3 separate regions of the Mus musculus genome follow, and all the other regions are linked to region 1. The links are chromatin loops, found by intact Hi-C in ENCODE. Cell type or tissue: heart. All regions are shown on one strand. Links, peaks and the distances in the headings refer to the core of each region. The heading gives the core; the rest is flanking DNA.

Region 1 (11,548 bases), core at 2,255-10,254:
CATTAAATATGCTCTTTTTTTTCTTTCTGCTTTCAACAAACGGAAAAAATGACAGGATGAAATTAGTCAAATGCACAACATTAGTTGACATAGAGTGAAAAGGCACAACTCTGCCAACTCTGTGTAATAGTGTGTTAACATTACACAATCTAACATTAGTGTGTTAACATTACACAATCTAACATTACAGCTTTGTTTGGAGTGTGAATTGATGAAGTATGTTATGTTAATTTGCTTATTTACTGAGAATGCATATAGCCTTTGGATAACTACTCCATAATAACAGCACAACTGTGAGACCGCATTCATGAGGTCTAGAAGAACCAATACCATCGCATCTAAGTATATGTTCCTTTTATCTACTATTTCCTTTTCTCTCAAAACTGGTAATAAACCCCCTTGAATTTGACATCATTTTTGAATATTTCAATACTATTACAACATATCCTGAATAAGATAATTTCTGAATATAACAAGAATCATATATGAATGCCTCCAAGACACTCTTGCTGTAGCAGTTCTCAGGAGTATATTGATCATTCTTATCAAGATACATCTTTTACTGGTGGTCCTGATCTATTTCTATATTGGATACAATATAGGCAAGACCCTTGACATTTTTCTTGATTAAAAACTTGAACATTCTAAGAATTATTGTTACTAGTACCTTGATGCTTCTGCCAAATTCCCCTTTCTCATAACCATGGTTCCTGAATTACTATAGTGAAAAGTCATAGATCTGATTATCTACCTATCTGTCTATCTGTCTGTCTGTCTATTTATCTATTTTTTCACATATTATAATATAGATTTATTACAAAATGATAACTAAAAGTGTGATGAAAAGATCATGCTAAATGGCATATCCAATATCTTATACATTTATTATTTCTTTGAGCTTGGGAGATTTAAAATCCTGGCTATTATCAACAATTTACTGCTTTCAAACATAGTGACATCCTCTGTGTTAAAGCACAGGTAGTCCTGATTTGTATCTGACTGGCTTCCTTTATTTGATCACCATTCTTTACCCATTCCCAATTCTATGGAGAGTCTGATAATAAATAATCTACCATCTGATTTTTTTAAGATGTACTTGCCTAGCTTTCCACTTATGTGAATATAAATTTACTTCCATAAACCTTATATTTCATTCAGCATAGTATCAGTGATGTTCTTCCATGTTATTAATGATGGAATTTCAATTTCTAGCCAAATAGCACTTTAATGTATATACACTTTATTTATTTATAATCTTTATACATTCATCTATTGATGTACAGCCATGTTTACTCTAGAGACTTTTGAGTAAAAGGAGTATAGCTGAGTAAAAGAAGATGTGCAAGATAAAGTAACCTCTTTTGTAATTTGAGCTAAAAATATCTTTTGGTTATATTAGTTAATAATAATTAATATAGTTTGTTTTTCATTTACATAATTGATTTACCTCCATTGCTGCTAATTATTCTTTCTAAAAGTTTATGGACTAAACATTTCATTTCATTTCATTTCATTTTTAATTAGTTAATTCATTACTTAATTCTTCTGCAGTATTTCTAAATTGAGAATACCTAACATTGATTACAACCCACTGCTACCGATAATTCCCTCTCTGATGACTGCAGTGCTCTTTCCCACTATTTATAAAAAAATATATAATTTGACATATTTATCTAAGTAGATTTAGCTAGCATTTGCAAATATAATTAGCCCAGAACATAATTAAATAAACGATGTCCTTCCAGCAAATGATTTGTTTCTAAAATAGAAACTTCGAGAGCATATAATTAGAAGTAGAGCAACATGTTACATGGGTCTGCAAGCTTTCATGATGTAATGCTCACTTGATATGTTTTAACATGGTAGTGGTTTTCAAACCTTACTTCATCCTGATATACAGAAATCTGCCATGGCTGAATATTTCCATTTACTTTTTGTGATTTGGGGGCCAAGCCTATTGTATTTTAAAGCATCTCTGATGACAAAGAAATTGTAGCTAGAGTTAAGATCAACTGGTTTACTAAATTCATATATCTAATATCCATATTCATTTAGGACAGCCAATGGAACAGCATCTATCCTGACGATAGTGAATGACTGCCAAGAAAGGAAGAACCATTGTTCTCCAGGAACTCGCCCCTTAGTAAATTATCCAATCACAAGCAGAAAGCACTAACAACGCACACATAAGTACATACAAGCAGAGTTAAAGAAACTCACTATTCTCTGTGTGTATATATGTAAAAATAAGAATTAAAAAATAAGAAAATAAATTACAGCAGAACTTAGTCAGAATATAATAGAAGTGGGGAAGGAGGTGGAAGGGGAAATGATATAGATGTCTCATATGCAATTTTCAAAAACTTATAAAAATTTAAAACAATTACAGGAAAAGCACAGAGGTTGTTTAACTGTAGACTCTGAAGTTAAGAGCGATGTCCTTAGAAGACTGAACATGCTGTTTCTATAGCTTTGGTAATTTTGTTTAAATTTTCAAGATACTTAAAAGAACATCAGTTTTTAAATGTAATACAAACCTGAAGCAGGAACAGCAGGCTGCCTCTATGTGGATGACAGCCCCCTACCCCCACGTCCCCACACAGCCTTGAAAGCATACCTGCAGGAGAACCTAACTGATGCCTGCCTAAGAGACCGAGGATTGCTGGTAAAAGACAATGCTAGTCAACCTGGAAGTGCTGTTTAGAAGAGATGCTTTACTGCGACCAATGGGGCACAGATCAGGGAATTAAAGGAGCTTACAGCAATGCTCAGAGGAGCTTGCTGCAGCATTTCTCACCTGCTCAAGGAGTCTGTGTTGTTGACTCTGTACCACCTCATCTGCAACCCCCAAGGACAGGTAGGGTCAGGAAGGGAGTAGTCCAGGAAATAGGCAGCATCAACCGTACTATATTATTTTGAAATAACATGCACTACACCTACAAGCTATTTGATATATAATAATATATACAATACTATAGTACTGGAGATATAAAACAGATTTTTTGGTGCCTGTGGTATGCATCAGTTGGTAGAGTGTTTGCCTGTCATGAATGGAGGCCTGAGTTTCATGCTCAACACTGCATAAACAGAATATGGCTGCACACAACTGTAATCCTGGTTCTCTAGAGAGGTAAAGGTTGGAAGATCAAGGTCATCCATTTTTGCAAGGTTTTAGGCTAACCTGGGTTTTATATATATATATATTCCTTTCTCAGTAAATCAAAAACAAACAAACAAAACATACTAAGGTCAAAACACTCTAATAAATGATCTCTAATCTTTAGTTCATAAAAAAACTTATATTAATCTAGGGATAATACTTATTTGGAGACAAGGGGGATGAGCCCAGGATGCTCTGTGAAATGGCTTGCGGAGTATGTCTGATAATTTACCATAACTGTATGGGGTTCTGTGTATGGCCATACATGTTCTGGGAAAGTAGGTGAAAAAGCATTCACAGCATAGTCTTGGGGTGGAAAACTCCAGCAGGATATCAAAAGAAGAGACAGGAATAGAGCCATCATAAGCAGAGCACAGACAATCCCTACCCTAGGACAGGGCTATACATCTCTCTCATCCAAGTATCAACGGGCCAACCTATCTTAGCTTCTGAGATCATATGGAGTGAACAAGTTCCATGGAATATTTTTACTTATACTTTGAGAATTTTATACACATAAAAAATGTAAAAATAATTATGACTCAGCCATTGTATATTTGTGTGGTGTATGTGAGGCAGGCTACTGCTATAGAGCTCAGGTTAGGCGTGAACACACATTCCTTCTCCCTTTCCTCCCAAGAGCTGTGTTTACAGACGTGCCTACCAACCCCACTATCTATTGTACTATTTTTATAATGATAACTACGTCTAGGATATAATAAGTGAAAGCAATCCCAGTTTAAGGACATGGCAGGACCAAACCAAAAAGATTTTCAAAGCTACAATAACATCTTCTGAATGAGTTGAGCTGCTTTCAACACGAGTGGTCTCTTTTTATACAGAATGTAATTTCAGTGACATTCAGCTCTTAAGGGGAAAATGAGAGAAAGTCTAGACTAAAGATGAGTAAATAATATCCATTCACAGCATTTATTCAAGAGAACTTTCCCTGTCGGATCGATCCAGCATACATGCATCATACTTCCAATGTGAAATGTAATTTAAGGATATGAAGCTGAATCTTAGATCAGAGGGCTTCCATACTGAATGCCCATACCACGGGAAGGGAACAAGCATAAAGAACTCAGCTTGGATATACAGAAGCATGTAAAATCTTGGCATGCTGCAACATGCCTGTACCATAGAGTGTCAGTCAGATAGGGGTGCATCCTCAGAGGTTAATGGGCAGACTGTGTAGTCAAAATTGTAAGCCTGAGGTTCACTGAGATATGCTGTCTATAACTACAAGGCAGAGAGTGGTAGGAAAAGATATGGCAAGTCTATTTGTAAAATGCTTACCCCAGTATGCACTCTCTCTCTCTTTCTTACATGCACACACACACACACACACACACACTACATATATACACAGACACTCATATATACATACAGGCACATCACACACACACACACACACACACACACACACACACACATCACATTTGCACAATGCACACAAACACATTAAAATGTTAATTCTTTTAATGTAATCAAAATTTAAGAAACAGTATGTGAATGAATTAATTTTGATCTTATATTTACTTTCAAGTCCTTTTAAATACTGTATGTATAAGAGAAACTTTTAATTCTGTAATAGGAGAAAAGTATAATTAAATGTGAATTTTCTTCATGATACTGTCAGCATCAGTATAATATTATTTCTTTCTTAAATGTTGACTGGATTGGTGTTCATCATATAAGCAATATTTGCTCTCTGGATGAATTCTGATTACAGATTCAATTTCTTTAACAGCTATTCTCACCCTGAGATTTCTGATTGCTTTTTGCTTTATAAGATGTGTTTTCAAGGATTCTAAAGTTTATAAGATACACACTACATTTCTTCCTTTTTGTCCTCAAATATTTTGGCGTTCATGGTTTTGGGGGCTCAGTTTTCTTTCTCATTTCAGTGTCAATGATCTATCCTGTTCTGACTTTATTTTCTTGTGTATGTATTTCATATTGTTAATCTTTTATTTCCCAATTTACTTATTTAGAAGTTTAATTCCCTGATATTTTTTTTTTGGTAAGAAAGTGTTGCTCAAAGTGTTAAAGGCATTTAAAAGACAAAAACCCATGTGAATATTGTAATAAATTCTTATAATTTAGCCTCCACTAGAATGATAATCAAAATATTTTCAGTCCAGACCTAGAACATTTCTATTCCTGCTGTTCTATTTCCCCGAGAGTCTGTGACTCCACATTAGTCACTAGTTACCATTGTTCCATCTGTTGTTAGAGGTTTGTTTTATCTGAACTTTTCATTCCAATTAATTGACCTAACAGATTTAATTTTTAACCTAATATTTTTCATTTAGGATTATTACTTAGATATAGATAGCTAATGTGTAATTACTAAATGACTGGCTTATGCAGTAAGACTGTTAAATTCTTTATAAAAGTTACAACTTACAGTATTTTACATTTGTATGGTAATATCTAGTTTTAACTTTCTCCATAGGCTAACCAAAAACTGTGTTTACCTGTTATTTTTATTGTACTTACTGAAATGTACAAAATTGACTTCTCAAAGCAATTTTCATTGTAATAATACAATCTAAAGATTAATGATTTTCAACATTTTTTTCTGATTTTATGTGTAATTGAAATTACAAATACTTTTTGTTAGACATCTCTTAATTTGTTACAAGCTGAATTATGCCTTCCAAAAAAGAAAATTTGAAAACTTACCCTCAAGTACTTGTACATAGGTGCTTAGGAAATATAATCAAGTCAAGAATAGTCAGAATGGAGGAGAGTCCTTACTATATAAGATGGTATCAGGGAAATATGCAACATTAAGATCACAAATGTGGAGAGAAAAGGAAAATCTACAATCAAGGAATGCCAAGGATAGACAGCATCCGTAAGACATTCCTAGAGCAAAAAAGAGAGGGGAGACAACATATAGCAAATCTGTAAGATGGCGGTCCTCTTGACACCTTGATGTTGGACGTAGCACTCTTAAAGCAGTGAAGTAGCAAAGGTTTCCTGTTTAGTCCATCTGATCTCTGGAACTGTGATATATTGTCTTCAAGAAACAGTTAAATATGTAGTCTGTTCTAGTTGGATGATTCATTCCCTCCCTGTGAGTTCTGAGTGCACTTTGCAGAGTCAAATTTTGCATTTTTGTCACTTATAAATATTTGCTTTTATTCGTGATGTTTCTTTGTGTGTCCATGATCCAGTTTTCTGGAAGAGCAGGCAGTGTTTTTAACAGCTGAGCCATATCTCCAGTTTAAACATCACAGTGTCAAACATGATTGTCCTCTCACGAAATTTGTAAATAAGACCTTGGATGGAATTTTGGAAAACACAACATGAGAAGCAGTTTATTATAATTAAGGCAGTCGGTGAGGGGAATATTTAAATTAGCAGTTCCACCTAAGGCTGTGCCTTAGTGGTTCTCATATTCACGTGCAATTCTCTGCCTTTGACAGACACTATCTCATTAGCTTTTAGCCCCCTTCATTGTCCCAGAATCTCACCCTTTCATAGCTCCCCTACACTGACCTGTAAATAATTCCAAATTCCTAAAGTCATCAATTCCAATGTAAGCAGTGTAGCTGGCTCTGTGGCTGTGTGGTTGTATTTTTAAGAATGCTAAGCTCTGGATTAAAAAGATAAAAAAGGAAAGAAAAAAAATGCTCTGCCTGGCTTTCCCTGCTGAATAAAAGGCCGGAAAATAAATGTTTGCACCCTTAATGACCTCCATTGTCCTGACTTCACAGAATCCCCAGAGGGCAGCTAATCCTTTGGAACAATACAGTACAGATGTTTCACAGGATAAGAAGGCTAATTCCAGACCAATCAGAGTCACTCCAAATGTCAGCAAACCAAAATAAAGTTAAAATATGGGACAAACAGACACAGTTCTGCAGTTTGATCTATGGCTTGCTGGGTCATTCTTCAGTAAGGTGGTCTTTTTTTGCTATGCTTGGGCCAGGGTAACTTTCTCCTCCACAGAACCTGAATTGATCACAATGTTATGTTATATTAACAGTGTTCAATATCCATTGGCATGTCTTTAAAGTCACCACCATTTATATAGTAAAGGTATGTGCAGCCTCCCTTTATTCTGTGGAAATTACCACTAGGCAAGAGGTTAGAAGTCATCATTTTATATATTCCTGGTAAACATTGCATTTGTATCCACAATTTGAAGTTTGGATTGAGGAAGAGAAAAAGTCCCCAAATTTTCACTATGAAAAAAAAAAAATTCCAAGGTCTCAAGAAAATAATCTTATAAAATTTGCTGGAAGCTTTCAGATTAATGCTGGAAATTATTATTTGTGTTTGTGGAAAGGCAATTTCAATATTAATATTAGCTATAGGTCATAAAATAATACAAGTAGATACGGTAGAAAGCATGCTTGTTTCTTACATATATTTTGTTTTACAATTTTCTGTTTGAAAAGCATATAGTTTTTTATTGTAATGTTTGCTTGATCCTCAGAATTTTCAGACTTTTTTTTAGGGGGAAAGTAAGACAAGATATAAAACTTTTCCTCTTTTAATAAATGTTACAAAAATATAATCTATAAATATAAAATAATCTATAAGTTGTGTTTTAACAGGAACAATATAGACAATGAATACATGCTTATTAAAAACAGTAAATGCAGAAGTAATAGAATCTGAAAACTCTTCATTTTAGAGGAAAAGTTCTCTTTTATCCTTCTGGATGGTTGGATTTAAAGACTTTGGTTTTAGTTAAATAATAGTTATCATTTGGGCTATAAGAAAGTCAAAGGATGTAGCCTTTTATGAAATATAATTATATTTTCTTCTATAAACCTAATTGTTTTGTTTTTATTCTAATATGTTTGTTTCTTATTTTTAGTATTCTGAGCCAGCTTCTTTCTAACTGTGAATAATGAAGAGAGAGTCTAAAGACCTTTTGAGGGTTTAATCTCATGGAATTATAGAAATAAAATATGAAAATAGCTACTTTTACTCATAGCACTGGGAAACCTTTGTCTTACAACAAAATTTCAGATGAATTTTCTAATTTAAACTAAAGGAAATAATCAAATGTTTCTATTTAGACATAAAGAAAGATTAGATCCCATATAGTTTAATATTATTTTGTCCAACTTAGTCTTAGACAATTTTTATAGCTGAAATTCTATGTAAGCCCAGCCTTTCTTTCAGATTTTCCTGTGTGTGTGTATGTGTCTGTATCTGTGTTTCCATCTGTCTGTGTCTATGTCTGTCTCTCTCTGTGCCTCTCTCTGTCTCTCTCTCTCTCACACACACAAACACACATTCACACACAAAGCAACCCAGAGAAAATTGTAAGAATAAGCTATATAAATACATCCCATCTTTACCCATTCCTCTTTTTCTCTCTCACTTTCTTGGTCTCCTTCCCAATGTCTTTGATCCACTGCCTAAGTGCCTTAACTCTCTCAATTTGCTAATCTATCATGTTTCTTTTCATGAAAGATGTAATGCTAAAAAAGATAGTTTGTTGTAATGTGGAAGATAGAACAACCAATAGAATGTTAGAATTTTCTGGTAACTCTATCTAGTAAAACAGCTTAATTATTTAGTAGAATGCAATTTACATAGCATAGCATTTGTTCCTTAAATTTTGTTTGTTTATTTGTTCTGTTGTTGTTTTCAGTGCCTTGTTTATCCAGGGTTAGCCATACATGACTACAAATTTCTGACATTCCTGACTCTAATTACTGAGTGCTGGAATGGTCATAACCACTCAATTTGTAGGGGTGCTGGAAATCCAGCTTTGTGTGTGACAGATAGCCATGTGCACACAGAGACACTGAGGTACATCTCAGACAACCAATTCTTATTTTTGTTTTTTTATGTTTTTATGTACACAGGGTTTCTCTGTATAGCCCTGGCTGCTCTTGAACTCACTTTGTAGACCAGGGTGGCCTCGAACTCAGAAATCCACCTGCCTCTGCCTCCCAAGTGCTGAGCTTAAAGGCATGTGCCATCCCTGCCTGGCCCAATTCTTATTTTTAAGAATGGCTTTGTTCTTCTTTATTTTTTGTTTTTGCATTTGGTTACTTGCTCATTTGTTTTCATCCCTTTTCTTCAAGATTCCTATGGATGCTGTATCATTGAAACTCGGAGTTGTAGTTCAACTTTGCTTTTGGAACGATGGCCAGTTACTTCTCTGATTTTCTTACAGCTAATTTCCAAACAGAAAGCAAAACAGTTAGCAGATATGAACACTAACAAGATGGTTGGTTTTTGAGCATGTTTTGCTGAGGGTTATTCCTGCAGTGTGACTGCAAATCTCCTGCGGTATGCCAGGGCATATTGATCTCTGTGTGTGCTTAGTCATCTTCCTGACAGTTGAAAACAAGCAGAAAAAAAAAAAAAAAAATGAAGCCAGAGATTGAGTTGCGAAATGTACAATTTGGCAGTCCACTCGTAAATAATGACATGGTCTTTGCATTTTAAAAGATAACTTATGAAACATGGGTAATGTTTTTAGGTGTTATTGCACTCTGACTTAGCTGATTATGCTGTGCTCATAAAAAAAACAAAAAAAAAACAAAAAACAAACAAAAAAACCCTTTAATTCCATACTATTGGTTAGCAATAATAGCAACAAAATCATTATTACCTAAGCCAAGTATTTGGGGACTGTGGAACATTTGAAAGTGAAGAAATACTTTCATTAAATAATAAACATTTAGCTATGAAGATGAGAAAAACAGTTCCATGTTTGGCATTTGTTCGTCTTATGCAAAGAACACAAAATAGAACATTCTGGAAAGGATTTTGCAGAATCACAATCTGAGAGCTTTATTAGATTTATACAGCTTTAGTAAGAAAACTGTCAATTATTAACATTAAATCCCTATTTATAAGCCTGTAGACAAATATTTTAAATAAGAAAAAATTCATACCATTATATTCAGACATTTTTAATTTCCTATTACATCAAATCTTTCCTACTCAAATGCTTTGTAATCTGTTATGGAAAGTGTTTTCACAGGTTTGGTGGATTCGGTTTCAATTTGAGCTTTCAAAGTGATGTAATAATAAGAAAACTATGCAAGTAGATAGCTATCTGAACATCTGTAAGGCCATCCATCATTGTGAAGAAATATTTTACAACGTTCGACATTTCTGCTTAGAGCTACAAGTGGGAGAAAGCTTACTTAAAATAATAGGAATTCTCTGGTCACGTGCCACATTTCCTGACCCATTGTGTTTGGCACCAGGAAACAACTTGGCATGGATTGCAGAGAGATCCATCAGCAACTGTGAAAACTTTATCACTTCCTGAGCGCATGCATGCAGGAAGTGGATGTAAAAACAATGATTTGTAAGGGGAAAGGATGCTAGGTGGTCAAAAAAATAGACAGTGTACATTTAACATTTTTATGCTATCCTGTACAGGCAGCAAACTAGAAATCCATTGTACAAATACACAAAGACATTACCCTTACTGAGGACACAGACTTTCATAGACAAACTTAATCATACTTATACTTACACTTGGTCATGCCCATTTTGAATCTTTTGTGCTGGAACTAGAACTCATGGTTTTGTGAGTTGTTTTCAACCTACATTTCTTGTAAGATTTTAATAGCAGAGTCAGGCTGTATAGTGCCTGCTTTTTAAATATGAAGTCCTGAGTTTATGTCCTCAGCACCCAGAAAGAGATAGAGCACATATACACACATGATTATGTACATATCCCAAACATATACACAAGGATAAAAATACCCAATACTTTAAGAGTGTATCACTGTGTATTTAATTTGAGAAGGGAAAAGAACAGTAAATAATCATGAATACTTAGAAACACTGGCAAAATATGAGTTTCTAACTATAATGATTAGTTTATTCATTATGAGGATATGATTTTAACTACAATGAAAAGTAAGGGAGAAAGAATATCCATGGATTCTGATTTCTAACAACATATTGAATACATCAGCTACTTTTCCAATTCTATTGACCAAATATCTGACGGAAAATAAACTCATGGAGATGGGCTGTTACAGTTTAAGGTATGCGAACCCAGTATGAAATGGAAGGAAGGCTTGTAGGAGTGTCTTGTGGCTATCAGGATAGGAGCATGAAACTTATTAATCATGTCTCCAAGGACCTGAAAGCATCTAGATAAGAATACCAACAGTTAGCTGTTTGTCTCTGTTTTTACTTTGTTATTCAGTCAAGGACCTGAGCTCATGGGATTGTGTCACCAACATTCAGAGGAACGTATCCCTTCACAAATGAACAACTCGAGAAATACTCTCTCACTTTCAAAAGTGTATCTTGCAGATATTCTCATTGTTTCTTAATGGTCAAATTGCTAACTAAAATCAACCATTTATACTTGCCGATCAATCTGATCACTAAGAATATTAATACATTTGTTATTATTATTTTTCTTTA
Region 2 (11,548 bases), core at 1,640-9,639, 230 kb after region 1:
GCTTGAAAATACTTAATGAATTTTAAGTTGTTTAGTATGAATTATTAGTTCAATAAAATTAAAGATAAAATTTATATGATCAATATACTAGCAACTCAAAACACGTTGAAACTTAAAATATTCTTTCAATATAATGTAGATATTGTTGTTAGTTAGCAGGCCACATTCTTTATTCTTAGATTTGTGTGAAGGTGAATATGTGTGTTTATATGCTTGTGGGAATCAGAAAATAACTTCAAGTATATTTTTTCAGGAATTACCTATCCTAATTTTTGTGAGAAAGTTACTTATTGGCTTATGGGTTCTCAGGACAGTGTGGCTGATACATGAACACCAGGAATGTATGTTTCTCTACTACATTACCACAGAGATTTCAAGCATGTACCACAAACTATTGCTTTTACACAGGTCAGCTCTAGGATTAGATAGCAGTTGCTAATGCTTACAATGAAAGCAATTTTCTGCCAGAGTTCTTTCTCCCTTGGCACAAAGAGACATGATTTTACAGTTACTATGAACTTACATAATTTAACAGCCCTCAGATAACATTTTCTGACTCTATTAAAAATTTACACCTAAAGACTAAAATAAATAATTCTAATAAAATAAAACTTGAGAAAACACTTTTATGTAACTGAGGTAGGGTAACCCTCCCTAAATTAATGAGAAAACTGGAAAACATATTTAATTTTTCTTTGAAACCTAAAATTTCTAAAAGATACTCAGTTAAAGAGATTGCTCAGTGGTTAATAACACTTGCTGATCTTCCAGAAGAACAAGGTTCAACTCCCAGCACACATCTGCAGGCTAACGAATATCTGCAATGCCAACTACAGGGTATGTAGCTCCTGCTCTGGAATTTACAAAGATCAAAAACACACATGGTGCATAGAAAACGTAGCCTTTTATAAAATAAAACAAATTAATCCTTCAATAAGGTTATGTATCTAACATACCAGTGATATTGTTTTAGAAATAGGTTGGATTTGGAAGAAATGCATTTATAACATATTAAAAACTTAATATAAAAATGTCATTACTGTATATCTTGACAAAAGATTACTGTATTTCACATACTAACTATAATGGATATATAAAGAAAATGATGGTCAATTCATATAAAAATGGTCACCCAAAGTAAATTTGATTGAAATAAAATGTATATTTTCACTCACAAATAATAGAAACAATGATATTGTTACCTTTGTCTACAAATGGTGGGACACAGACTAAGAAGAATTATCAATTTATTCACTCTTCTGGTTCACATATCAATGTGTACCCAGATATAGTGTCAGAATAACTACTTTGGTGAGTATACCCAAATATTGACTCAAAAGAATTCCTTTTACAGTTTTCAGAGAAACATCCAAATTAATTTTCAAAGTGGTTACGTCTTTAAGTCTGCCCTCCCAATAGCAATAAAAGTTTTTATCTTGCTCTACATCCATGCCAACATGTGTTGTCACTTAATTTTGTTTGATCTTAGTCATTCTAATGGGTGTATAAGATGGAATCTCAGATTCTATTTGATTTGCATTTACCTGATGACTAAGGACGTTGAACATTTCTTTCAGTGTTTCTTGGCTCTTAGAAATCCCTCTGTTGAGAAATCTCGGTTTAGCTCTCAACACTACATTTTATTTCAGTTCATTGGTTTGTTGGTGTCTAATTTCTTAAGTTCTTTATCTACTTTGGCTGTTAGTCCTCTGTTGGCTGTAGGGTTGGTGAAGATATTTTCCCACTATTTAGGCTGTAATTTCGTCATATTGATGGTGTCCTTTGCCTTACAGAAGCTATTCAGTTTCGTGAGGTCACATTCATTAACTGTTGTTCTTATTGCCTGAGCTAAAGGTTTTCTGTTCAGGAAGTAGTCTCCTGTGCCAATAATGTGTTCAAGGCAATTCCCAACTTTGTTGTTTATTAGATCTAGCATGTCTATTTTTATGTTGAAGTCTTTGATCCATTTGGATATGAATTTTATGCAGGATTGGGTTGGGGGAAGCGAAGAGGGGGGTTTACTAAGATCGGGATGTAAAGTGAAGAAATAAATAAACAAATAAAGGAAAAATATTTGGCAAGATAAGTCTTAATTCCATACAAATTTTTTTAAATATTAAGACTAAATAATTTTGATTATAATCAACTAAAGCCTGATTGTAGAAATGCAGTAAATGAATATAATAAAATAATATATTGAAATATTTTGCAAAAACAATTATTTTATAACTATTATTTATTAATTACTATTTTAATTTTGCCATTTATTGGTTACAGATGCATGTGCAGAGTAATAATGGGCCAATTAGTTAACATTTTCATGTCGTTTAATAATTTTGTTTAATTTTAAAAATTAATTAGTTTATAAATAAAATTAATTGATTTAAATTAATTTGCTTGCTGATAATACAAGGGCATAATACATTCTGATTATTCTCATATCCCATCATCTTTTATTGCCCTCTGTCCTCTGTCAGCATTCTGTGCTTCCTATAATTCTCATTCCATCATCTGCCTGTTCTTGAGACGCCTTTATCCTGAAATATAATATATTAAATTCTTAAATATTGATAGCAACAAATATATTAATTTATTATGTGTTGTATTTTATAATTAAGAGCATATATAACTACTATATTTTTATTTACATGCCATATCCACTTTTAATACACTTATTACATACATCTAAATGTTTCTAAGGCTTTCTAGAAGTTATGATCAACAATGATTGTTATCCAAACTTTCAGTCCATTTACTTCTTAAAGGATATCCTGAATCAGTAAATACATTAATTTTTTATAAAAAGATCATTTTGTCTCCTTTCAGGTCTTTTTAAATATATACATTTTCTTAATTATTGACAATATAATATAATTTATTTTCTCCTTTTCTTCCCTCCAAACTCTTCCATATTCTCATCCCTTCTTTTAAATCCATGACCACTCTTGTCACTAATTGATGTTGCAATGTTGCTCCTTTGATTCTAAATTGTGACTTGCTGACATTTTATCTCTCCATTTACTCTTTCAAACAGGTGAGCATGGTAATAGTATTTACCTATCAGAGTTACCGTGGAAAATAAATCCCTCAATATTAACATGTGGTACAATGTCAGCCTCTGATCAATGTTCACTATTCCCATTATTATATGTAGCCCCATAATCAAACTAAATTTGTCTATATAATTTTCTGCTTCATTAAAATAAGTTCAAATCTTTAGAATGACAGACATATAAATGTACTGGTAAATTTAACCTTTATTAGACTCACAATGGTGCTGCTAAAAATAAATCTAAATGGTATAACAGCTGTTGGTATTCTGAACTGTCCCGAGTTACCATCAAGTTGGTTTTAGCAAATGGACCTAAATTATTGTGCCTTCTGCATTCATGAGTGCCAATTTAAGAAAATGTCATGTCAAAGATGAATGCTGTCAGAATGAGGTGGGAATAAAAGAAATGCCACAAGTCTGAGGAATCTATGTTGGACAATTTCCATAATAATCATCAAATGCTTCCTGAGCCAAATCAGCAGGCAACCATTCTGTCCATCTTTTCAGTGCTCCTTCAACCAGGCATGGCCTAGTATGGAAAGAGCAGAGAAAGCACAAACTGAGAATCACCCACAGCTTCTTGTCTCCAGAACTAATGTGTAAGTACAATCATCTAATTTATAAATTAAACAAAATTACCTTGTTTGGAAATTAAAGTATTTTATTCACAACTAATTAACGGAAATATATTGGAAAAAGTAAGACTTAGGAGAGACCTTGCCTCTGGATGCAATTTGGGCTGGTTAGTAAGGAACTCCAGCTTCCTATACACACACAAAAAACTATCAAATTATTTCTACCCAGGAGAAATCAGTTACTTAACTTTCTTCCTAATATTCAATATCCTACAAATCTGACCTTAGTTCCATCACCACTACACAAGGCACACTTGCTTTTGTTCTAAAGAGCATACACATGATGATAGTAATATTCTAAATGTACAGATGTATGTTGTATCATTATATGTATATGTTATATACATACTATATGGATTAAATTTCACCATGTATTATATATAAACACAACCATAGAATTTGCATTCTAAAATAATAATCAGAGATAAAATATCATTGAGTTCTTATTCTGTTTTTTTTGTTTGCATTTAAATTTAATTTTGCTAATGCTCAATAGCTGCTCTTAACATAACCACTAGATTTGTGAATAAGAATCATCATGATACAAGTGCTTATCCTAGGACAATTGGTCTGATATGTGATCTTCTATGTTCCAGATTACTGTTGTAATCTGAGCAATTACTTTATCAGAATTACCTATTTGCACATCTCATTTCTGTTTTATAATTTGAGACTCAGTAATAATACATATTTACTTTGCATTATATTCATTCACATACTTAGAAGAATGGGCTTGACTTTCCTGGGAAAGCTTTTTTCTGTGTCCATAAGGCAAGTCCTTAGCTTTTTATAATTAAATCTTGATAACCTAGGACACATTTTTATTTCTTTTTCTTCTTTTATTTTATTTATTTATTTTTATTACTTGTTTGTTATAGAATCTGTCAGTAAATCTCTTTATAAAGACACTCATATTCCTTGTAACATAATTTATTTAGATCTATAATTTAGTCAGTCCTTAAGTGCATACGATTCATATCTGCTCCTCTTTTCCTTCTATAAGTTAATCCCTGGCAGTACAACCCAATGACCAAGCTGATGATATAAAGTGATGAAGAGCTGAGCAGAATTTAAATTGTTCATTCAATTGGCATATACACTGAAGGTGACAGTAATTTTCATAATTTTATGTATATACAGCTTTATGACCTATCCTTCACAGAAAACATCCCATTTGCCATGGATTTTGCTAGAGGAAGTGATCTAAGAACTTTCTCCATACATTGTAAACAGTTAAAAAAATTAACCAATGGCATTTCATGACCTGTGACTACTATAAGGTACCCAGTATTCAGTTTCTGTAAAGATTTTGTACAGCACAGCATCTCTCATGGTCTCATGAATTATCTAACACTTGTCTCGTGCTCCAAGCACAAAGCTGAACAATTGTCACAGTGAAGACACAACTTATGCATCCTAAATATTTACCATCTGAGCCTACATAGAACACCTTTATAGACATTAATGTAAAGGCTACTGAAACTGAATTAAAGTAAAACCAAGTCCTTGATTTATGACATACTAGAGATATAAATTCTTGTTGATCTTCGTGGAAGTGAGACCCATCAGATAAAATACACATTAAGTAACAAATAAATTGGGAGACTAGGTATAAAAGTTTATGGTTAAAAGACAATAAAAAGTATAAAACAGACGCTGACATTCAATTTGATGTGTGTGTCCATTTGTGTCAGTTCATCTAAACAATGGTAATTTGGTCAAGATTTTCTGCAAAATAATATTTAATGAAATTTACTGCTTGCATGCTAGGAAAAAAATCTAAAAGGGAAATCTTTTATGTTAGCAGTTTTAAATCAGTGATTCAACTAAGCAAAATTATTGCTATCCTGATCTTTACAAAGAATCTGAAATTTATGGAGTGAAATGTATATAAAGGTTAGCCTCACCTTTTCACTTCAGGCATGATGACAGATATATGTGTTCCTGTAGCCAGTGTGGGGGGCATTTTTAATATATGCACATAAATGCACATGAAGACGAGTACCAAAAGACCTTACTTGTCCCCGATGCCTCTATAATTTCTCAGATTAGTAAAACTGTCAGTTTTCAAGTGACCAGATTGGAAATAAATCACTGGAAGTTTCACTTTTTAGCAGATGGCTAAGGAGGCGCATGCGTGTCTTTAAGAGGATAAAGAACTCAATGTGTAGACAATTGAAGGAAGCTCCTGGACGCCTGGATGTGGACACTTGGGGGCCTGCTAGCAAGAAGCAGACAGACATCCTGGCCTTCCTGGCACAGTCATGGCCTTTCCTATGACATTACACTTTGTATAATGATGGCACATTTGTCAAAGTGCCAAGCTCCCAGCCCAGGACTGCCTGTCTACTCTGAACAAAGGGAAGCACCCGGGGCATGCCTTTTTAAATAGCCTGGCTGGCTCCTGAGGTGGCTTGTGACCAGGGAGGGTGTGGATGACATTGCCTTTGATGTCAGTCCTTGTGATGGTAATGGGGTCACCAAGTTAGCAAAGGAGAGCATGAAGAAAAATCCTTCAGGATTTGCTATGTAGGCAGGCAAAATTTTAGGGTTAAGGACTCATCAGTGGGTCAGAAGTGACCCCTAGTGGAGTTAAATTAATCTTTCTAGATATGTGGTGTGTGTGTGTGTGTGTGTGTGTGTGTGTGTGTGTGTGTGTGTACGCGCACGCGCACTACTGCTACATGAAGACAAGACAAAAACAATACAAGTGAAGAAAACTAAATTTAAAATATCGAAGAGTAACACTGACAGATAAAGAGAATACAAGAGAGACAGCAAGTAAGCAAAGGACTTAAATGAAAGGTTAAAAACAATTGTTTTGTCTGGGACTTTGCCTTAAAGAAGCTGGTATTGACAAAGTGATATTAATAAGATTTTAAGTCTTTCCAGTTTCATCTTACCCAAAAGCCAGCCTCAATGAAAGTCATATACCTCTGAGTAGCCTTCAGACCTTCATGTGTCCCAGAGGTGTCATTCTTTCTTTCCCAATTCTAATTTGTCTCTTTGCTCATTGGTGGTACTGACTGCTTTTAACTTCTCTTTCTTCTTGTTCTTGTATCTTAATTATTTGTGCTTCACCAGCTTGGATTAACCTTCAACTTTGTCCTTTTTATTTAGTCTTAACTCAGAAACACCGATTTAGAGAGTCATCATCTATCCACTCAAGTCATCCTTCCATACTGTAAGCCCTGAGCTCTGTTGCATTTAGTCTATGTACTTTATTTGTTTAAGAGTCTCGTGTAGGTTGGGATCTGTATACTTAAGTTATGAACAGTACCACAATTAGTGAGTTGGATGGTTTTAAAATTGATAAGTTTCCAGAATAGACTACCCTGGCATTACCAGAACTAGGAAGGCTAAGATGAATTATCTTGGCACCAAAGATCTGATGTCTTACACTAAATCAGAGCTGTGAACTCTTTGACTACATGGCATGAATGAGCTTAACCACTGGGCTTCCTAGTCACTTCTAGACTGTCAAACTGAATGTATAAAAATCTCTTTAAGATCTTTAGAAGAAAAGATATATAACACTATTTTAAACAATGGACCTGCAGTTCAATTACTTTTCTATGTCTATAATAAAAATAGACCTCAGGGTGAGTAGCCTACAATAACAGACTTTTGCTGTCTCACAATTTTCCAGATCAGAAGGTTCAAATGATCAGTGACATTGATAACTTCTGAGATTTACCAGGAAAATGGATCCATCCTTTCCCATAGGTTCTAGCTGTCTAGTGGCTACTGTGGGGACTCCTTGAATTTTCTGTATTGAAGCAATGTCTAGTACCTGCCTCAGGTGCAATTTCATATACATGTATGTGTATATGTATTGTATTTACATACACACACAAATTATATATATTTATTTATATAAACAATATATATATATTTATATTATATATATAAATATATATATAAGACTAAATAATATATATATATTGTTAACTCCAAATGATGTGTTATGTTAGTATCTATGCAAACCAGCTCATCTTTGTTTGAAAACTATCATTTATTGAATATCTAATCCCAAAAATTTTATATTCTGAGACAACAGGCAGTTATGATTTCAGCATGAGTTTTAGGAAGGCATAAAACACCTAGTATGTAACGGCATAATCTCAGATACTCTGTAGGATGAATTAGGAAAGAAGGAAGGACAATTTTAACACAAAGAGATATTCCCTATGAAATTTTCCATTCTGAGCATCACCTCTCCTTAAAAAGATCATTTATTGAATTATAACACTCCACTTTTATGCAAAATTCCCTTTATACCTTAGCAATGCATAGAGTTGCATGATTTCATTGACACCCTGTTCTCTACCACATACTGTGTTTAGGCAAGAGAATTAATCCAGGGACAAAAAATAATTAGTAGTCAAGAAGAATGCAGAGCATGCACACCATTTCCATCCATTTAAAAGTATAAATTCTATTGATATTTTTGGATTATGATGATGGTATGAACAATGTGTTTTCAGCAAGATAGTGGGCAATGAGTGGTATTCAGAATGCAACTCAGGTACTAATGCAGAAGGTGAAAAAGAGTAATAAATCAAAGTGTGATGTTAGGAAAATGTATGGAGCCATTGAGAAATATGCTTCTGGTTATCTCCAAAAGTAACAAGTATAACGTTCTCAGTGATCTATAGGGTTTATGTCACAGCAGAACAACTTGGAACACTCTTGTCTAGAACACCATGTTGACCACATTTGTATGCCTTGTCTGAGACTCCCAGGGCATCCTTTCCAAGGCTAATGCTGGCTGAGTTGTATGATTGGACTTTTCCTCGTTCTTCTGTTTACTAAAAGCCTTTTCATCTCTTAATGTGTATTATATCTAAGATCTATTCCTTCCTTCCATGGGAGGTAGCAAAATGTAATCATGTTGAGAGATACTGTTTGCTAAAATATAACTTGTATCATAGACCTGTTTTATCCGGCATACTGCACAGTGAAAGCTCACGAGGCTCAGAGTCATTTGTCTCTGTAGAGCCTTTGGAGGTTTACATAAGCTGTCTCTGGGTCACAAAGCAACAAAGAATACACTTCTGGGTTATTTTAGATATATTTCAAACTCCCAAGAGGCAAGCAACTGTGCTGTACTTACAGAAGATAATCGGCAAAGGCCTGTACAGTATTTTAAAACTGGAGGATGTCAGAGATGGGTATGTATGAAAAATTGTTCACTCTGAGCTCCTCAAATCCCACAGTGGTAAACATATGAATGAAGCAAAGCACTGGCCTGAGGCAAGAAATCTTAATATTGCTATTCACTGCTTGGGCACAAGAGACCTGTCATTTAATATCTCCACAGGCTATAGCTCCATCCATGAATTGGACAGTCTGAAGCATACTGGATTTTCCAAATTTTTCACTACTAGCAATCTTGTATATTTTTCCTGTGCCTCTCCAACTGGTATCAAAATTGGAAATGTATGCTACTAAATTATACATATTCATTACTTGTTGATCATTATGCCATGTATCTCTTCTATTTTTATAAAGACGTATAGCCAGGAACAAGATACATATTAAACACAGAGTTGCAGAAAGGAATATTACTGTGTAGAATTCAAACTTCTCAGAATAACAGCTCCTATGCTGATTTATATTACTGTCAGACTTCTAGAAATACTGCAGGTTCCTGTGCCACCATGCCTTTCAGAGCTAGATAAAAATTTCTAAATGTGGGATATGACTATGGCAGTTCTTCAGAGCTCCTATTTCCCATTATTTTTACTAGGTTAGGATAAATGTCTGTCACCTCTCTCCACACCCCCATGGATAGCACCCACTCCTAATACCCCAAGTTCTAATATTAATTGATGCCTTGTTGTTCAGAGCTAGCATTAGATTTCAAGAGTTGAAGGAACCCCCTTTAAGGTACAATTAGAACTTCTGGTCACAGAGTGTATATTGAGCATCCTAAATGTAGTATAAAAAACTCCAGTTTCTTACTTTTAAAGTTAATGCTTTGGAATAAAGCATTTAACATATAATTCCTGTCATTCATCTTTAAATGAAATTATCTGAATTTTCTTTATCATTATTCATGATAAAAAGCAGCAATTACAGAGGGGACTACAGTAGTAAAATAAACGGGCTCTGTCCTTTGTTCTTAGGGAGTTCGTAATCTACAGATATTTGTAGGTGATTTATGTTAAGAAATATAACATAACATTATATTTACAATATAATATAACGTTATGTTATATTAGGAAACCAACAAAAAATGAAAATAAGGTACAGAGTAGAACAAACACTCTAATGTAAAGCAACCATGGTAGGAAGATGTTACAAAGGATAGATGGAGAGGAAAAGGAATGCAAGGAGGAAGGTGGAGACAAACCAGGAGAAACTTGAGTTACTAGTGGGCCTGTTCTAGAAGCAGTGCCATATGGCTTTAATAAGTCCAGACAATGCCACCTCTGCACGGTTTGTCAAGGCTAGTGTTTCCAAAGATGTGGTTGTTGCTCCTTATCTATGGGGATAGTTTATGTGATCCCCTTCAATTCTCAGACCTTAAGTTGCCCAATTAACTCATTTAAGATGGCTGCCTTTGCAGAAAACTATAAAACAATTTCCCACATTAAAAATAATCTGCTGATTACTTTAAAGCCAAATATAATGTAAATAGTTGATATATGTGTTATATAGGAAATAATGGCAAAAAAATCTGTGAATGTTCATTCTAGACAGAGTAGAGTGTATTTATTCTATTTTGATCCGTGGGTGTTTGGGTCTATAGATACAGAAGCCAGGGATACAGTGAGCCAACAAGACATCTTAAAACATTTAAATATTATCCTCACATCCCGTGCTTGGTGGTAGCTGCCCTCTGAGAAGCAGTATGGTGCAGGGGATGTCGATCATCCACTGGGTCTTTAGAGAACACACTGCCAAGAGAGTGGTTCAATTAAGAAAATAAATTCAGGTGTTTCATGAAATAAACACCCTTTCACTGCAATTTGCTCAATGAACATTCATCATGGAGTAAAAATCCCCCTGGAAGTTTTATCCACCATACAGATTCAACCACAACCTCTGACTGTTTATGTTATAAATCTAGTGAAGGCAAGCGACAAATTGCCTCATTTTCTCCTCCACTGGATAGATTTGGAATTAACTAGAACTCCAGAAATGAAGAGGCAGCACAGTTTAGGCCGGAGGAATGAGGATTTGGGATGGAATTAAAGGTATCCCTGCTCTTATCCTACCTCTGCCAGCATTGAGTGCGTGGGCAGGCACCTCTGTGTGCATGTGTGTGTGCGTGCTTGCATGTGTGCGTGCGTGTGTATGTATGTATGTATGTATGTATGTGCTTATCTCTGTGTGCACATGTCTGGGCATGTTTGTGTTTGAAACAGAAGTGTGAACCCTTAGTTTTTCTTATTAATAACAAAAGGGATAGTGTCTTCTTTCTAAGGAGACAAAAATTCCATTGCTCTATAAACCTGCTCTCTGAAATTACAGCATTGAATTGAATTGAAGAATGCTCCCAAACCATTATGAAGCAGTTTTCTGCTTTGAGAAGGATGAAAGAAATTATATTAAACCTCACACTATAAGCTGTTAAATTATCTCTGGTTTTCTGAATGCTGGAAGATTATCTAAATTGACACTGTCATCAATGTATAAATGAATGAAATTTGAAAGAGTGCATGAAGATCAAAGTAGGAGACATTTAAAGAGTTCACACTGATTGGCTTCTACAGATGATACCACACCAAATGGTTTGCTCATACTGGATGTGGAGTTCTGAAAACATACCTGCAAGTAACGTTTTACAGACTGAACAGTTTGCATTTATGTGTTTAGAAATATACATGTACAAAGTTATTGAAAAATAATA
Region 3 (11,288 bases), core at 2,274-10,273, 64 kb before region 1:
AGTAAAGGTGAAGAGAAAATAAAGCAGATATATATTTTTCAGACATTCTTGAGTTATAGTTATTTTGATGATATCCTATCCATGCCTATACCTTGAATTGTATATATATACATACATATATGTGTGAAACATTTAATGACATCTTAAAAGTATTTTTCTGGTTGTATTTTGAAGTTATTCAAGTTGTCCATTATTTTTATGTTCACTCAATGTGGTTCATATGATGAGGATCTAGCAATAAATGGATAGGGGTTCTGCTTTACCTAAAAACATACATAGATTTATACATATAGGGGTTCCTTCCAGTCAGTGCCAGTGCTGGACCACCTTGGACCTGAACTTGGCAGACAGTCCCATAGTCTCCAGAGGACTCTCCACCCCACAGACACCCTAGAATGCCCAGGATCTTATGATCACTGGTAAGTGGAATGCATCATCTGTTCCAACAGAACTGGGGGTGACAGCTGGAGCACAGACACAGGAACTCCACACAACCAGTGCCTTGGGTTCCTTCTGGTCAGCACCAGTGCCAGGCCACCTTGGGCCAGAACTTGGCAGACAGTCCCATGGCCCATGGTCCTCAGAGGATTTTCCACCACCCCCCTCAACTGGGATTACAGTAAGAACAAGCTCCAGTCAGATATATTGAGGGCAGAGAGCACTTGAGATAATCATATGGCAGGAGGAAAGCATAAGAACAGAAGCAACAAAAACCAAGGTTACTTGGCATCATCAGAATCAAAATCTCCCACCATAGCAAGTCCTGGATACACTATCCCACCAGAAAAGCAAGATACGGCTCTAAAGTCACTTCTCATGATTATGATTGAGGACTATAAGAAGGACATAAATAACTCCCTTAAAGAAATACAGGAGAACACATCCAAACAGGAGAAAGAATTGAACAATTATCTAGGATGTAAAAATGGAAATAGAAAAATAATCACAGAGGGAGACAACTCTGGAAATAGAAAACCTAAGAAAGAAGTCAGGAAACCTAGATGCAAGCATAACAAACAGAATACAAGAGATAAAAGAGAGAATCTCAGGTGCAGAAGATACCATAGAAAACATTAACACAACAATCAAAGAATATGTGAAATGCAAAACCCAAAACATCCAAGAAATCCATGACACAACGAGAAGACCAAACCTAAGGATAATAGGTATAGACGAGAAGGAAGATTTCCTACTTAAAGGGCCAGTAAATATCTTCAACAAAATTGTATAAGAAAATTTCCCCAACCTAAAGAAGGACATGCCCATGAACATACAGAATTGCAAATAGTTTCAACCAGAATAGTAATTCCTCCTGTCACACAATAATCAAAACACCAAATGCACAAAACAAAGAAAAAATATTAAAAGCAGTAAGGGAAAAAAGTCAAGTAACATAAAAAGGCAGATCTATCAGAATTACACCCAACTTCTCCCCAGAGAATATGAAAGCCAGAAGATCCTGGGAAGATATCATACAGATCCTAAAACAGTACAAATATCAGCCCAGAATACTACAACCTGCAAAACTCTCAATTAACCATAGATAGAAAAACCAAAGTATTCTATGACAAATTCAAATTTACACAATTATCTTTCCACAAATACAGCCCTTCAAAGGATCATAAAGGGAAAACTCCAACACAAGGAGGGAAACTATGCTCTTTAAAAAGCAAGAAAGTGATTTTTCAACAAACCTAAAAGATAGCTAGATGACCAAAATTCCAATTCTAACAACAAAAATAACAAGAAGCAACAATGACTTTTCCTGAATATCTCTTAATATCAACGGACTCAATTCCCCGCAAAAGGACATAGACTAACATACTGGTTAACAAACTGGATCCAAAATTTTGCTGCATACAGGAAACCCACCTCAGTGACAAAGACAGACACTACATCAGAATAAAAGGCTGGAAAAAAATTTCCAAGCAAATGGTCCCAAGAAACAAGATGGAGTAGCCATTCTAATATCAAATAAGATCCACCCTCAACCTAAAGTTATCAAAAAAGATAAGGAGGGACACTTCATACTCATTAAAGGCAAAATTTACCAAGATGAACTCTCAATTCTTAACATTTATGCTCCAACTACAAGGGCATCCACATTCATTAAAGAAACTTTAGTGAAGCTCAAACACACATTGAATCACACAAAATATTGGGAGACTTCAACACCCCACTCTCATCAATGGACAGGTCCTAGAAACACACTAATCAGAGACGCAGTAAAACTAACAGAAGTTATGAAATAAATGGATTTAACTGATAGCTATAGAACATTTTATCCTAAAAGAAAAGGATATAACCTTTTCTCAGGACCTCATGGTACCTTCTCCAAAATTGACTATATAATCAGTCACAAAACAGACCTCAATAGATACAAAAATATTGAAATAATCCCATGCATCCTAGCAGATCACCACAGACTAAGGCTGCTCTTCAATAACAACATGAATAATAGAAAGCCCACATAGACGAAGATGCTGAACAACACTCTACTTAATAATAACATGGTCAAGGAAGAAAGAATGAAATGAAATACTTTTTAGATTTTAATGAAAACAAAGCCACAACATATCTAAACATATGGAACAAAATGAAAGCAATCCAAAGAGGAAAACGCATAACTATTACTGTCACCAAAAAGAACCTGAAGAGAGCATACAAGAGCAGCTTGACAGCACACCTAAGAGCTCTAGAACAAAAGGAAGAAAATTCACCCAAGAGGAGTAGACTGCAGTAAATAATCGAACTCGGCTGAAATCAACCAAATAGAAACAAAAAGAACTATACAAAGAATCAACCAAACCAGGAGCTGGTTCTTTGAAAAAATCAACAAAATAGATAAACCCTTAGCCAGACTCACTAGAGGGCACAGGGAAAGCATCCTAATTAGCAAAATCAGAAATGAAAAGGGAGACATAACAACAGAATCTGAGGAAATAAAAAAAAAAGTCATTAGATCCTACTACAAAAGCTTATGCTCAACAAAACTGGAAAACCTGGAAGAAACTGACATTTTTCTAGACAGATACTAGGTACCAAAGTTAAATCAGGATCAGATTAACAATCTAATCAGTCCCATATCTCCTAAAGAATTAGAAACAGTCATAAATATTCTCCCAACCACAAAAAGCCCAGGACCTGATGGGTTTAGTGCAGAGTTCTATAAGACCTTCAACGAGGACCTAATTCCAATACCTCTCAAACTATTCCACAAACACAAACAGAAGGCACTCTACCCAATTTGTTCTATGAAGCCACAATGACTCTGATACGTGAACCACACAAAACCCAACAAAGAAAACTTCAGATCAATTTCCTTTAAGATTATCGATGCAAAAATACTCAATAAATTTCTCAAAAACAGAATCTAAGAACACAACAAAATGTTCATCCATCACAATCATTTAGGCTTCATCCAAAGATAAAGAGATGCAGGGATGGTTCAATATATCTATGTAATCCATTTATATAAACATACTCAAAGACAAAAACCACATGATCATCACATTAGATGCTGAGAAAGATTTTAACAAAATCTAACACCTATTAATGACAAAAGTCTTGGAAAGATCAGGAATTCAAGGCCCACATCTAAACATAGAAAAAGCAATACCCCTCAAACCAGTAGCCAACATCAAACTAAATGGAGAGAAACTTGAAGCAATCTCACTAAAATAAGGGACTAGAAAATGCTGCCCACTCTCTCCCTACCTATTCAATATAGTACTTGATGTCCTAGTCAGAGCAATTAGACAACAAAAGGAGATCAAAGGAATAAAAATTGGAAAGGAAAAAAAATCAAAATATCACTATTTGCAGATGATATTATAGTATATATAAGTAACCCTTAAAATTCCACCAGAGAACTCTTAAACCTGATAAGTAACTTCATCAAAGTGGCTGGATAGTAAATGAACTCAAACAAATCAGTGGCCTTTCTCTCCACAAAGGATAAATAGGCTGAGAAAGAAGTTAGGGAAATAGTACCCTTCAAATTAGTCACAAATAATATAAAATACCTTGGAGTGACTCTAAGCAAGTGAAAGGTCTGTATGATAAGAACTTCAAGTCTCTGAAGAAAGAAATCAAAGAAGACTTCAGAAGATGGACAGATCTCCCATGCTCATAGATTGGCAGTATTAATATAGTAAAAATGGCTATCTTGCAGAAAGCAATCTACAGACTCAATGCAATCCCCATCAAAATTCCAACTCAATTCTCCACGGAGTTAGAAATGCAATTTGCAAATTCATCTGGAATAACCAAAACCCAGGATAGCAAAAACTATTCTCAATACTAAAAGAACTTCTGGTGGAATCACCATCCCCAACCTCAGGCTGTAATACAGAGCAATTGTGATAAAAACTGCATGGTACTGGTACAGGAACTGACAGGTAGATCAATGGAATAGAATTGAAGACCCAGAAATGAAGGCACACACCTATGGTCACATAATACTTGACAAAGGAGCTAAAACCATTCAGTAGGAAGAAGACATCATTTTCAACAAATGATGCTGGCTCAACTGACCATTATCATGTAGAAAAATGCAAATTGATCCATTCATACCTCCTTGTACAAAGCTCAAGTCTAAGTGTATCAAGGAACTCCACATAAGACCAGAGATACTGAAAGTCATAGAGGAAAAAGTAGGGAAAAGCCTCAAAGATATGGGCACAGGGGAAAAATTCATGAACAGAACAGCCATGGCTTATGCTGTAAGATCAAGAATCAACAAATGGAACCTCATAAAATTGCAAAGCATCTGTAATGCAAAGGACACTGTCGATAAGACAAAATGGCAATCAACAGATTGGGAAAAGATCTTTAACGAATTCTAAATCCGATAGGGGGCTAATATCCAAAATATATGTATGAAGAAATCTAGAAGTTGGACTCTGGAAAACCAAAAACCCTATTAAAAATGTGGTGCAGAACTAAACAAAGCATTCTCAACTGAGGGATACCAAATAGCTGAGAAGCACCTAAAGAATTATTCAACATCCTTAGTCATCAGGGAAATGCAAATCAATACAACCTGAGATTCCACCTTCACACCAGTGGAATTAAGATCAAAAACTCAGGTGACAGCAGATGCTGGTGAGGATGTGGAGAAAGAGGAACACTCCTCCATTGTTGGTGGGATTGCAAGCTTGTACAACCACTCTGGAAATCAGTTTGACAGTTCCTCAGAAAATTGGACATAGTTCTGCCAGAATATCCAGCAATACCACTCCTATGCATATACCCAGAAGATTCTACAACTGGTAAAAAGAACACATGCCCAACTATGTTCATAGCAGCCTTTTTTTTTAAATACAAGAAGCTGGAAAGAACCCAGATATCCTTCAACAGAGGAATGAATACAGAAAATGTGGTACATTTACACAATGGAGTACTACTCAGCTATTAAAAACAATAAATTCATTAAAATCTTAGAAAAAATGGATGAATCTGGAGGATATCATCCTAAGTGAGGTAACCCAGTCATAAACAAACACACATGATATCCACTCACTGATAAGTATATATTAGCCCAGAAGCTCACAATACCCAAGATACAATTTGCAAAATATATGAAACTCAAGAAGAAGGAAGACCAAAGTGTGGATACCTTGCTCTTTCTTAGAATGGGGATCAATATATCCATGCAAGGAGTTACAGAGACAAAGTATGGAGCAGAGACTGATGGATTGACCATCCAGAAACTGCCCCACTTAGGAATCCATACCATAAACAACCATCAAACCCAGACACTATGGCAGATGCCAACAAGAGCTTGCTGATACAGCTGTCTCCTGAGAGGCTCCCCTGGTGCCTGACTAATACAGAAGTGGATGCTCACATCCATTAGATGGATCATAGGATAACCAATGAAGGAGCTAGAGAAAGTACCCAAGGAGCTGAAGTGGTTTGCAGACCTCTAGGAGGAACAACAATATGAATTAACCAGTAATCCCGGAGCTCCCTGGGACTAAACCACCAATCAAAGAAAACACATGGAGGGACTTGTAGCTCTAGCTGCATATGTAGCAGAGGATGGCCTAGTAGGTCATCAATAGCCTGTGAAGGTTCTGTGCCCAATGTAGGGGAATTCCTGGACCAGGGAGCTGGAGTGAGTGGGTTGGGCAGCAGGCAGAGGGGGAAGAGAATAAGGGATTTTCAGAGGGGAAACTAGGAAAGGGAAACTATTTGAAATGTAAATAAAGAAATCATCTAATAAAAAGTACACATATATTAAAATAGTATTAATATCTTTCACAAATTCATACATAAACCATTACAAATGCATTGCTCTTCTTTATGAAAGTTATCATTCTCACATAGTGAGAAAGATCTATGGTCATTCTCAGAGCAGAGCAGATCAAAGCATCTGTGATTTCATTTTGTCCTGGAACCTTCTCCCTGAGTCCAACTTTAGAGTGCATAGCATCCTGTATCATCCTGCTTAGTTTCCTCGGTCAATCCCTCTGTGGATACACAGCGCCACAGGGGCATGACAAAACAATAGGCAATATTTTTAGTTCTCATTGTCCCTTGCCAGCTCTGTACTCTTAGAGTAGAGAGACAATTTTATTATCTGAGGAAAAACATAAAATATCAAGTCATAAAACTTTTAGCTGGGACACCAGAGACATGTGAAATAATTTGTCATGCTTTCAGGAAAACCAAATTTACTTGAATGTTTAAATAATTATGGCCACTAATTACAGGAAAAAGGAAGCTGTGTGCAAAATCAGAACAAAATGTGACATTTTATGGAATAGTAAGAATGCAGAATTGAAATATAAAAAATCTAACACACTAGGCATTTGGTAGATTTCAGCTTATAGTTTCTTATATGTTTTACAGTTCAGATTTATTTTCACAAAAGTGATAGCAGCCTTTTCATCCAGGTATGTGATAGACTCAAATTTACCCTCAATTGTTTCTGCCAGTGATCATACAAGAAAACTTTGAGAATCACTGACAGAGTAACTTGTGATAGTATGGGGACATAATATGTCCAGGAACAGTTACTATAAATGTTATCTTGGTCCACACCACACAATAGAAATAGAAGTGTCTGTCTTTACATTTGAAATAAGTATCTTTAACATCTGTTCTCAATAGCACAAAACACCCCTCCTGGCATGTCTTGGATGATCAGTGTATGTCTGGGATTGATTTCTACCCAGTGCATCCAAAAATGCATATGAATCTTTTCAGATATGCTGCCTACAAAGACATATTACAAATACTTGTAACATAGTATTTCCTCTCCCGTCCACACCCAAATGAAAATAGTCTCGATTGTCTTTGCTTTGAATTTGCATCCAAAATGATATCACTCAGTAAAAACTTGGAAGTGAATTCAGCCAAAACTTCAGCTATGTTATGTCCATACCTGAACCTGTAACAAAGACCTTAAGAAGGCTCCCTTTTGCCTATGTCAACCCTTTTACGGAACAGGAAGGATTGCTACAGGAAGCCAAACTTTCTTCCTGATAGATATGCTTATTCACCAACTTAAAGCCCTTTGCAAGTAGTTAATAATTGTAGCTTTTTTTTCATAGTACAGAGGATGCTTGATAGTATTTTTTTCTATATAACAACTCTACTTTTTGGTTATTTATTTATTTATTTATTTATTTATTTATTTTACACTCCAGATTTTATTCCCCATCCCCAGGTGGCTATTTATTTATTTATTTATTTATTTATTTAACACTCCAGATTTTATTTCCCATCCCCAGGTCCACACTCTGACTGTTCCACATTTGATACTTCCTCCCCACCCCCAATCTCCACAAGGATGTCCCCACCCCACCCCACCCAACCAGACCTCTAAACTCCCTGGGTCCTCTAGTCTCTTATGGTTATGTGCATCTTCTCTTACTGAACCCAGGCCTGGCAGCCCTCTGCTGTATATGTGTTTGGGTCTTTAGATCAGCTGGTGTATGCTGCCTGGTTGGTAATCCAGTATTTGAAAGATCTTGGAGGCCAAGTTTAATTAATAGTATTTAATGTGAGTGCCATTGTAGTTTAAATTTGGGTAAGTAAAGAGTCATTAAAAAACAAGTCTCCAATAACTGAGGAGAAAGTTTTGTGTGGTAAAAGCTTGTGTTTATATCGTATAAAGATAATGCATATCAGTGAAGCTGATAGACCTTTCCCTCTAGAAAACAAACAAACAACAAACAATGAATATGAAACTTTTTGTTACCTGTTTTTTTTTTTTTCTGAATGGAAAGTTTGAAAAATGCCTGCATGAAATGATGGGTGTTCTGAACTGAGACTCTAGTCATAGGCATTTATTATAAGCTCCATGACTTGTCTCCCTTGATTTGAGTACCACTATGAGTTTATGTCCCCAAACACAGAACCATTCATTAAACAAATTATATGTATGAGAGAACCCATTGGGGAGAAGTTTAGAATTGTTGGTCAGTGACATCCCAATGATTCCCCAATACAAAAGGCTAGTGTTCATGTTTTTTTTGTTATCTTCCAGAACACATTAGGAAGACTTTATTTCAGCTAAGAGCAGTCCTTGTTATTGAACAGGCCATTCTTGGTATCACTATCAGGCGAAGAATATGCTGAAGAGATAGAGGAGCCCAGGAAAGGACATATTTCTATGATTCTGCAAAATGAACATACTGCTATAATAATGCTTAATAAGTTATCATTATACCCATAGATTAAAACATTTCTCAATTCTCACCAGAGTAGCTCCGGCTTGTAGTGAATGACAGTCAACACAAAGACTGGCTAAAGTGCAGAGAATAGAAAAGTAGAGAACATTCAACTAATATGGAACATACAAGTCATACCCACTCCTCCAAAGACTCATGGATCATTTTGAAAGAAAAAATCAATAAGTGTGTAAGATTCTGAGACAATGGATTGTTCCAAGGAAAAGCTGTCTTATACACAGAGCAAGACAGTTGCACACAGGGACTCATAGCAAATGTCACTCTATGTACAAGACCCTGTAGAAGCAAAAACCAGATGAAACCTCAGAAAAAAAAGAAAAGAGGGAGTAAAGCATAAAGTCCCACCTTTCACTCAAGACCTATTGACATCCTTAGCTTCTGGGAGAGGAAGGGTTAATACTCTAAAAATGTTGCCTCTGATAGCTAGAACAGATTCCAGTGGAAGGCAAATATTCAAGAATATTTCAGCAGCTCAGGCTGTCTTTGATGCAAAGGAGGGCAGAGAACTTGCTGACAACAAAGAGGGATGGATCTAGGATGAGGTGTGGATGTAGAGAATGGATTATTCTAAAAGACCTAGCATGATATTCTTAAAACTAATGACAACAACAACAGCAACAAAACAAATAAGCATAAACCTGTTTAGCAGGGTGATTGCCATCTGAGCCAACTGCTAAAACTTAAGCACATGACCCGTTCTTTTTTGTTTATTTGTTTCACCTTTTTAATTAGATACTTTCCTTATTTACATTTCAAATGTTATCCCCTTTCCCGGAAACCTCCTATCCCATCTCCTCTTCCCCCTTCAATGACTTTGTTCCCTGATTCACCTACCCACTCCTGCTTCCCAGTCCTGGCATTACACTACACTCTGGCATCCAGTCTCTCCACAGGATCAATGGCCTCACTTCCCATTGATGCCTGAAAAGGCCCTCCTCTGCTACATGTGCGACTGGAGCCATCCAAGAATACTCTTTGGTTGGTGGTTTAATCCCTGGGAGCTCTGGGGTGTCTGGTAGGTTGATGTTGTTGCAAACCCCTTCAGCTCGTTCAGTCCTTTCTCTAACTTGTCCATTGTAGGACCCCATGCTCAATCCAATGGTTGGCTATGACCAACCACTCTGTATTTGTCAGGTTCTGGCAGAGCCTCTCAAGAGACAGCTATATCAGACTCCTGTCATCAAGCACCTCTTGGCATCTGCAATAGTGTTTGTGTTTGATTGCTGTATATAAGATAGATCCCCACGTGGGGCAGTCTCTGGATGGCCTTTCCTTCAGTCTCTACCCTACACTTTATCTCTGTGCTTCCTCCCATGAGTATTTTATTCCTCCTTCTAAGATGGACCTAAGCATCCACACTTTGGTCTTTCTTCTTGAGCTTCCTGTGGTTTGTGAATTGTATTTTGGGTATTCTGAGCATTTGGGTTAATATCCACTTATCATTGAATTAATACTAAGTGTGTTTTTCTGTGACTGGGTTACCTTATTCAGGATGATATTTTCTAGTTCCATCCATTTGCCTAAGAGGTCCATGAAGTCCCTATTTTAATAGCTGAGTAGTACTCCATTGTGTAAATGTACCACATTTTCTGTATTCATTCTTCTGTTGAAGGACATCTGGGTTCTTTCCAGCTTCTGGCTATTATAAGGCTGCTAAGGACATAGTAGAGCTCTTGTCTTTATTACATGTTGGGACATCTTTTGTGTATATGACTAGGAATGGTATAGCTGGCTCCTCACATAAAACTATATCCAATTTTCTGAGAAACTGCCAAACTGATGTCCAGAGTAGTTGTACCAGCTTGCAATCCCACCAACAATGGAGGAGTGTTTCTCTTTCTCTACATCCTCACCAGCATCTGCTGTTGACTGAATTTTTTATCTTAGCCATTCTGACTGGTGTGAGGTAGTATCTCAGGGTTGTTTTGATTTGAATTTTCCTGATGACTAAGGATGTTGGACATTTCTTTAGGTGCTTCTCAGCCATTTTGTATTCCTCAGTTGAGGATTCTTTGTTTAGTTCTGTACCCTATTTTAAAATGGGGTTATTTGATTGTCTGGATTCTAATTTGTTGAGTTCTTTGTATATATTGGATATTAGCGCTTTATCAGATGTAGGCTTGTTAAAGATCTTTCCCCGTCTGTTGGTTGGTGTTTTGTCCTATTAACAGTGTTTCTTGCCTTACAGGATGTTTGAAATTTTAAGATGTTCCATTTATCAATTCTTAATCTTAGAGCAAAAGCCATGGAATTCTGTTCAGGATATTTTCTTCTCTGTCCACGTGTTCCAGGCTATTCCCCACTTTCTCTTCTTTTAGTTTCAGTGTATCTGATTTTATGTGGAGGTCCTTGATATACGTGGACTTGAGCTTTGTGCAAGGAGATAAAAATAGATTGATTTGCATTCTTCTACATACTAACTGCCAGTTGAGCCACCACCATTCTTGAAAATGCTGACTTTTTTCCACTTGATGGTTTTAGCTCCTTTGTTAAATATCAAGTGACCATAGGTGTGTGGGTTCATTTCTATTGCTTCAATTCTATTCCATTGATCTACCTGCATGTCACTGTACCAAAAACATG

Evidence for each region. Peaks named below come from ENCODE experiments on the same cell type or tissue, not always from the same donor. Only the 100,000 strongest peaks of a DNase experiment are listed, where the experiment ranks them.
Region 2: it touches region 1 in a loop (14-fold over the local background); 3 of 42 quality-filtered maps call a loop at or near these places.
Region 3: a loop joins it to region 1, with 6 times the contacts of the local background. A loop is called at or near these places in 3 of 42 quality-filtered maps.

What each region holds. Positions count from the first base shown.
Region 1 is chr12:94,419,888-94,431,435 of GRCm38, reverse strand. No RefSeq gene overlaps it. Among named protein-coding and RNA genes, the nearest start is that of Mir8099-2, 500 kb to the right of the region's middle. In heart, for the core only: no CTCF peak of the experiment used is centred there; a DNase peak (open chromatin) is centred at 6,875.
Region 2 is chr12:94,185,429-94,196,976 of GRCm38, reverse strand. No RefSeq gene overlaps it. Among named protein-coding and RNA genes, the nearest start is that of Mir8099-2, 260 kb to the right of the region's middle. In heart, for the core only: a CTCF peak has its summit at 6,246 (motif pointing left); a DNase peak (open chromatin) is centred at 5,986; H3K27ac peaks cover 627 bases.
Region 3 is chr12:94,484,117-94,495,404 of GRCm38, reverse strand. No RefSeq gene overlaps it. Among named protein-coding and RNA genes, the nearest start is that of Mir8099-2, 560 kb to the right of the region's middle. In heart, for the core only: a CTCF peak has its summit at 6,483; a DNase peak (open chromatin) is centred at 6,484.